Linked DNA regions of Homo sapiens: region 1 is linked to region 2. Evidence: chromatin contacts called from ENCODE Hi-C data. All regions are on one chromosome and are shown on one strand. Each heading gives the region's core, a stretch centred on a gene start or an enhancer-like site at or near the end of the contact. The rest is flanking DNA. Distances are from core to core; before and after follow the strand shown. Region 1 overlaps SOX6 (SRY-box transcription factor 6). Region 2 holds the start of SOX6 (SRY-box transcription factor 6).

Region 1 (3,892 bases), core at 598-3,097, 170 kb after region 2:
ATTCAATATGTAAATTTAAAAAATATCATTCTTGTGTTGTATTTTCTCATTCCTGTATATATTAACAAATACATTAGTTGAACTTTTTGTCCTTTTCAAGAGATCTTATGGATCTTATGATTCTTTTTGGGAACCTGCTTTTGTATTTTGGAAGTTCTGGATCAATAAATTCTTCCTTTTACCAAGATGAAATTCCCATTGCTGAAGTAAAAACCCATTTTCTTTTAATAAATTCCAGGATCTAGAAGGAGTAGCTGGCGACTAGCCTTGATACAGTATTTGTTTCCTTATCAGTGGAATACACTTTCTAACAACTTTATTTTTCCTTTAATTTTGATTTTAGGCCATCATTGAGCTCAGTAAATCTGAGGATATAAGAGATACTGACAGCTTTTCTTTTTTTTTTTTTTTTTGGACCTGAGTTGACATTAAGAATCCCACGATAGTCCTAAATGTGGTAGCTTCTCTGTTGATGTCAGTCCTACCTTTCAGAAATCATATACTAACAAGTGCTAGCCTGCATCCTCTGAAGTTTCTCTTTCTCCTTTGGGCTACTTTAAAAATAAGGCCACTCATAATTAAAATATTTTCTGGGATTGTAATGGTGCTTTCTTAGTAGGAATGAGGGGGTTTCATAAGGAGGTTGGAAGTCTCTCCTTCTGCACACACAAAAATTGGCAATCTTTGTCCCCTTTGACAGCTGGTGGCATTTTTCTGAAAAGCTTTCAAATCACAGATCATTTCTTCATAATGAAATCTGTGTGGTTCAGATACAGTGGGTTGAAATTCTTATCTTATGCTGCGGTAAAATGCTCTAATTTAGATTCACAAAAGGATTCTGTACCGTTTACTTAGGAGAGCTGTGCAATTTGCCCATAAAAAGACTGTTCAGCACCATTAGTGCATACCATAAGTGTTCAGCGACATCATATTCATTAAACAGCATATCCTTATGCATAACCTTTTCAACCTTGAATGTGTTTTTTTCTCTTTGAAAAATGACAAATGACAAAGGGGTGATAGAGCCCCCCAAGCAACACTGTTGCCTTTACAGATGAACTTGGGAATTTTACTTGATCCTTTCTCAGGAAAAAAAAAAATCACATTCAATCTTTTCTCACCTGAGGCAGTTTTAATTCTCTCTGTAGTATTCTCTCTATGGCCAAGAGATTGACTGCTAACTTCTAAACTTCAGTGACATATCTTTGTACAATAGAAAATTTTGTGAGGGTAAGGATCAGAAACTTCCTCAAGTAACTTTTATTAAGCACCTACTATGTCTTAGATACTGTTAGTCACTGAGCTTAGAGGTGATTATAGAATATTAATATAATCTATAGTTTCTGATCTTTCATATTAAATATCATGGATTTCCTAGCTTAATCAGATAGATTGGGGGCAAAAAGGAGAAAATGGGGTAAGTCTGCTTTTTTTAGAGCAAGAGGGGAGAGTGAGTGAGAATTTTACCAGTGACAATACTTTCTCTTGGCAGGAACAGTGAGGAACCCTAGCTTTCATTCCACTGCTGTAATTACTCTCTGGTGTTCCTGTACCCTCAATGGCCTCCAGTCATTGTCCCAGATCTTTAAATGTCTTAGGATAGTCCCTTTCTAAATTCTGCCCTCCTTTCCCTTATTCGTCCAGGTATTTCTCAAGCTTGTGAGATCTCTTCTTGCTTCCATTTTAGGTACACCTGAGAGCCTGGCAGAAAAAGAACGGCAGCTCTCCACCATGATTACCCAGCTGATCAGTTTACGGGAGCAGCTACTGGCAGCGCATGATGAACAGAAAAAACTGGCAGCGTCACAAATTGAGAAACAACGGCAGCAAATGGACCTTGCTCGCCAACAGCAAGAACAGGTGAGCCCTGCAAAAGGCACTGACGAACTGGAGATGTGGAATGTGCCAGGCTCAGAGAGTAATCAAATTGATTGGCTTATTTGTTGTAAGCTTTCCTAAAAAATAAAAATAAAAATAAGAAAAGATGGAAAAAAAAAACAAAGCCTTCTGGAAATCTAGGGTCTTCAAGAATTTTGAGGGAATATGTGTACAAAAAAGGCATCATAGCAACTGGGCATAACTAAAATGATACATTGTTTCAGGTTTGGATTTGATTAATGATTTGGGGATGCTTATTCATATAGACATCACATATAATCCCTCTGTAGCTTCACTATGAGTAAGTGACTTTTCTCTGGGCCTTATTTTCCTCCCAGAAAAAGGGGGTTCTGTTCCAGAAAAACTTTGGGAATCTTTTAGCTCATTGGTGCAATGATTTTCTTCAGGTTTAAAGTCCAAAGAGGTGACCATACATTTCAGTTTTCCCCAGATAGCCCTGGTATAATGCCTGTTTTCTAGAGTAATAATACCCTGCCTCCTTTTACTTGTGAAAGTTTTCTTGGTTTGGATGATACATCACATGGTCACTATTTATAGCATAGGTAAGTCATTGAATACAAATTAGTACATCGTTCCTAAAAGTATTTGACCTGATTGACTTAGAATTGAGAATGAAGAAAAAATAGCAAAGTTTAAATGTATGTCTTTTAAAAATAAATCACTTTCCCAAATGTTTTTTCTTGTCTCATAAGAGTACATTAATCTAACAATGATCCTATAGAGTAGTCCCTGATGCTTTAGATCAGACAGATCTAAATTAATGTGCAGTTTTTAGGAATCTGACATTATTACTGGAATTATCTTTTCAGTTAAATGTATTTTATAGGAGTATATAGAGCAATATATGCTCTGTTGATTTTAATGAGTTGTGATGTCTGGTATTTTATATGCTTGAATATTTGCCCACATGTAGGAATATGGACTCAGCCCCTAATGGAAAATAACATAAAGGAACACTGTAAAAAATCAGAAGTTAGAATGTCATTTAGCCATCCAGAGATGACACAGTAATTAACTATTGACACTTGTGAATAAGCTAGCACAAATTAATCTTGACACATTTGCAGACGAGTGATATCTTACAGTGAACACTTTGTAATTATATTTCAAAATGAAAATTAAATGACACTTAAAACTAGGTTGTCATGCTCAATGAAGCGAGCATGTAGCTCAACCTATTGGCAAATAAAATTCAGAATTTGAGCCACATGGCGCTTATGTACCATACTTCACTGTGTCAAACCCATACGTCTAGAGTGGATGATAGTAATTGCACTGTGGTGTTTTGGATGCATTTCTATGCAGCACTTTATCATTTAGGAGGGACCATCAATATTAGATGCCTAGTGGCATTTCACTGGTTTGCTAAGAAGAAATAAATATTCAGAGGATCCAGCATCTATACCTAGAGCTGCAGAATGAGTTGTACATTTCTGATTTGAATATCCACAAGCAGAGTGGGCCATCCCAACCTGATTAAATACTATTTCCACTTTAAGTATAAAGCTCTGACAAGGAGGAGTCTCATTTCTCACACTGTAGTCTACATTAGGGGCAGCTTTATCATGGCTTCCAGTAGGAACCAGTTGTCATCCAAAATCAGAAAGCAACATTTAGAAGCAGACTGCTATTTTGTCATCTTGTGCTGAATGAAATATAATTTGGGCACTACCCCCTGCATAGGCTAAAACATTAAAAAGGCTTGGGAAGTATATAGCTTGGAACTGATTTACACTCATTTTCACTTCCAACATAACCCATTCTAGAATACTGGCTTTGGAAGTAGGAAGAAATAGGAAGAAAAGACACTCTTGACAAAAAGGCACTACTAAACAAAGTCCTGAGTGCTCTCTGGCTGCTTTTCTCTCTGGCTTCCTAGGTTGGCAGTGAGTGTGTTCTCACTAAGGATCATCTCTCTGGACTTCGAGCTGTAGCAGCTCAGCTTTTGAGTCAATAGTGGCCTGATGCCTGACTCATACTTCATAGTAAACAC
Region 2 (4,281 bases), core at 788-3,287:
AGGTGTTCTTTCTAGACCAGTAATTGGGGCATAAGTTGATGCTCTGCCACATGAATCGATGTGCATATATGTATATTTTAGTCATGTTGTGTTCTGTTCAGCTGCTAGATGTTCAAACCAACTGGGTTTCCCCTTAGTTACCCTGTTTGTTTGCTGTAACACTTTCCTGTTGGTAGAACTATTTGTTCTTTCATAATAAAATTGAGAATTTTCTTGTAAAATATATTTTTAAGGTAAAACAATGTAATGATTTGTCCTGGCATTCTATAATTTTGAAAGTCGTTGATGGCAGGAGAATGGCAGAGTGGAAGGATGTCTCCTAGTTATAGTTTTATTAGTAATGTGCTGATGTTTAATGGTTTATCAGGACTGAATTTATTTGAAAAGAAAACCATCTAATGTGGTCAGAGTCATCTTTTGTTCACTATGGCTCTGGCCCTTTTTGGGGAGTAAATCAGCTTTTTATGTATACATTCTGCATGGGAGCTGTAATAAGTGAGCACATGTTGCAAATGCTGTGACCTTCAGTCAACTAGAGAAAGATACCTCTTCTAATCAAAGGCAAAAGCCACGATCTTTCTTGTTGTAACTTACTGTTGACACAAGAAAGGCCAGAGAGATTGACATCAATCTCTATAGAAACCATTAACCAATGCTGAATAAATCTGCAGCATTGAATCCATATGCATGCTTGCTTTTATTATTCTTGACCTATGGGCACACTTCAGCATTTTGTGGGCTTTGTTTTAAAAGGAATGTTTAAAATGTAGCTAGTTATTATGGGATTTCGTTGGTGAAATAAATTGTTTGGGTAGTCTAAATAAAAGAATCCGTATTATTTTGCATCTACTAAGCATTATTTGTTTAGGTGTGGCTTGGTTTGATTCCAGATTAACACACAGCGAAGGCTGTCACTTTAGCTGGGTGTAGCAAAAACCAAGTAGTTTTATACATGTTTTCCAAATGATGTGCAAGCAATGTGTCATTTGATTCTAATTGTGACTTTATTGGCTTGTGGTCCCTCTTTTTTATTCTTTAAAGCATTAACAATGACTGTGTTGGCTGAAAAGACATACGTCTTTAAGAATTCCATGGATGCCCAAAACTCAGTTGGTTATAAGTACTAACAATTGCCGACCGTACGCATAGCAGAAATAGGCTCTGTAAATCAGAGCTTCAGTGCTCTGGGCCCCTCTTCCTTAATTCTCCCGCACAGAAATCGTATTTCTAGTTGAGGAGGGTGAGAAAACAAAAATGCTTTTCATTTCATTCTGTGCTGTACATTTTCCAGTCTGGGTGACTAAAGCTGGCCAGGGTGCCTATTTTTGGAAAGAGGAATTAAGATACTTTGGAGAAAGTAGTGCACTGTGTGCTGACATTCCAGATGGCCAAACTATAGTAGTACCAAGCCCAAGTTTTTGAGCCTTTCGTGCCAATGATGACCTCATGAGGTCCAGCCTGGAGAAATAGAGACATAGTTCTCCAACAATGATGAAGAATGGCTTCTTCCTTTCATATTTCTATTGAGTGATCTCCAGTGTCCTCCTCTTTTCCTGTCTCTGACAAAATTAGCCTTTTATAATTAACAATTGTTAGTTTTTTGGCTTGTCTTTCAGACTTCTCTTAGAGTCCCTTTCACCCCATCTACTTATTGTATCCTCTCTACCAAACAGAAAAACTTGTGATATTTTTCTCTTTGGCATTCCTGTCTTTTCCTAGCAGGCTTTTTTAATGGGGACTGTGGGAGATTTTACACTTGATTTGTTGAATCTGAACTCTTTGCTGTAAACTCTCACCACACAGAAGAAACTATCTTTATAAATGACAGAATGGACCTGGCCTGAATGGCGCTTTGTTTACTGTTTTCCTAAAAGGGGCCCCTCTATATTTCATCTGTCAAAGTTGCTTTTCTTTCTTTCAACAATGCTTGATTGTTTTCACAAAAATTCAGGTTCCATAGACAGGAGAATTCTGTATTATATTTTCCTGCCAAATTCCGATCTCTGTTTTCCTTCCCCTGTGCTCACAAAGGGCTCATAACTTACTGTCAACTGTGAGGCAAACCACAAAGCTCCACTGTTGCTCAGCAAATAGGCTCTATTGGATGATGGCTTGACTAGCTTGTAAAGTTTGCTTAACTGTAGCAGCAGTGGCAGAAGGTATGTGGGGTACTGTATCTCCCAACAGGCCAAGAGATTTCACTTCTTTCATTTACTTTTATGTTTTTAACTCCTTTAATTGTTGAACAAAGTTAACAGTGTTTTGTTTAGCAAATTAGATGTTGCTTAAAGTTATGGCTACAATTGGTAGCCTGAGACTTGGCAGAGATTAATTAGCTGTGGGGTTGGGTTTTTTTTTTTTTTGGTTGGCAGTCAGAGGTTTCTTGTGATTTGGGAAGGTGTCAAAGGTGTTATGCCCTCAAGTTCTGAAGTTCTGGCTGATGTGGTAAGAGAAAGCCGGATTGAAGAGTGGAAGAGCAGCCACTTCATGTGAGTGATTTGTGCTTCCTTTAGCTGTCACAGGTCTTGGCTGTATTACTTTACCTTTTAATTTTTCTAACTTCAAAGCCTACCTGATTGGGTGGGATGATGGCTTGTTAAGAAAAGCTTATGTTATGGTAATAAGGTAATAACTTGAAAAGCATTTTTGCATGACATTTGTAATCTTGCTAGGGAATTGCAACAGACTATTTAAAAACAGATTTGGTTTTCCTGAGGGTTGAATATGCATACCTTTATTTGTAGCATCTCGTAGATTTTTAACATGTGATTATTTTTTCTGTATAATCTAAGGTCCTGAGTACTATTATCTATGAGGAATCATAGATTCCCTACATGAATCTTTTCAATAAAATCAATCTTTCCAATATACACGGCTAGTTTCTAATATATGCTGCATCTGATAAGGTATTTTATGCACTATGGTAAAAGATGTTTTTACTAATGAAAATATTTAATCATAATAAACATTTCAAAGAAACACAACTGACAAGCAGACCACTGGGTAATTGCTGATGTGTTTTTAGTAAAAACTTAAAATTATTAATGTTCATAAGCTGCTATAACTAAGCAAGACTGGTATTACATTGAGATTTATAGTATTTAATGCTATAACTATGTATTGAAAGTATTATTTATATAAAACTATAGTAAATTAAATTGATGATTGGCAAGTGCATTAAAAATAGTGCTTTATCAATGCTTTTCAATTTACTCCTTTTTATTCTGCGATACATTTCTTTTGAATTTTTCTGAGTAACACACACCTTGAATTTGTTTTCCATCATGCCTGTCAAAGTTCAAAATATTAATTTGTTTCTTTCCTTATCCAGCTTTCCTAGATACCTTATTGTTTGTGAGTTTGGTCTTTAGGCAAGTTTATCTTGATGATGGAACTTTCAGCTTCAAATTGTGGAAATAGTGATCTCAAACTACACATGGAATAGTGTGTCATTGTTCTAAGCTGTGGTACAGTTAATAATACCTATTTTGTGATAATGAATTGACCAGAATACCAAACAGTTAGTCTAGCAAATCTATGACTCCTCAAGTTGATTTTCTAAAGTGAATTGTGAGAGGAGAATTTTAAGGTAAGCTGCTTTCAATCAGCTCATGAGAATGTGCTGGGGTTCTTTAGCACACTAGTAGCAACTTGATTTTAGACCTGATTTAGAAATAAAAAAAAATTGTGTGAAACAAGTAACATTTTGGAACATTTAGTGTTGGGCCAGGGGACAAGAAAATAATCAGGCTTTGAAAGGTATTCATGTATTTCATAGGATAGGGTAGCTCAGACTTTTTATTTATTGTCAAGTTAATTTAAGCTCTGGTAGCAATTTTAGTATACTGCAAGGCTGCTTCTGTTTAAAAATTAATTCTGAGCAAATGGGTTACAGTCTCCAAATACTTGGACCGTTTTAGTTGAAAATCAAGGAAAGAGGTTAATAATAGGTGGTTTGAATAGGCACCTACAGCTCAGGACTCTATTGTCCTTAGGAATACAGTTATCAGCAGCAGATGCTGTAGGCTTTGGTCTTCCCTGTGTAAAAAGTGATTCCCTCCTGTCCATACCCCTTTTGAGAAACAGTAACAATATATTTTTACCCTGTGCTTTTTATTTTCTTGGCATGGTTCTTGTCATTAGTTCACTCAGCACTGGGTCACGAGTATATTGGGACTGGAAAACTTATATTCCGTGGAATTTTTATTTATTGTGATGTGTAAAAATTCAGAATCTTTTTCTTTAAGGATTTTTATTTGTTTTTGTTTGAGTCAAACCATT

Evidence for each region. A loop is a pair of places that touch in the nucleus more often than their neighbours do. Pooled maps may share reads with other maps.
Region 1: a map of gastrocnemius medialis shows a loop between it and region 2 (3-fold over the local background). The contact joins the enhancer-like site here to the promoter of SOX6 in region 2. A Hi-C loop is called at or near these places in 5 of 168 maps with a recorded cell type or tissue (Caco-2, K562, gastrocnemius medialis and 2 more) and 5 of 50 pooled maps.

The regions. Positions count from the first base shown.
Region 1 is chr11:16,184,751-16,188,642 of GRCh38, reverse strand. It overlaps SOX6 (SRY-box transcription factor 6), which reads left to right. Exons shown (of 16, transcript NM_001367873.1): 5 at 1,688-1,860. Among named protein-coding and RNA genes, the nearest start is that of SOX6, 170 kb to the left of the region's middle. Within about 2 kb of position 1,847, at least 2 of the 41 ENCODE cell types and tissues checked have a DNase peak (open chromatin) inside an H3K27ac peak, as active enhancers do; they include gastrocnemius medialis, where a contact is called at or near this core.
Region 2 is chr11:16,354,302-16,358,582 of GRCh38, reverse strand. SOX6 (SRY-box transcription factor 6) reads left to right here and starts at 2,037. Exons shown (of 16, transcript NM_001367873.1): 1 at 2,037-2,489. RefSeq lists an enhancer at 1,039-2,352.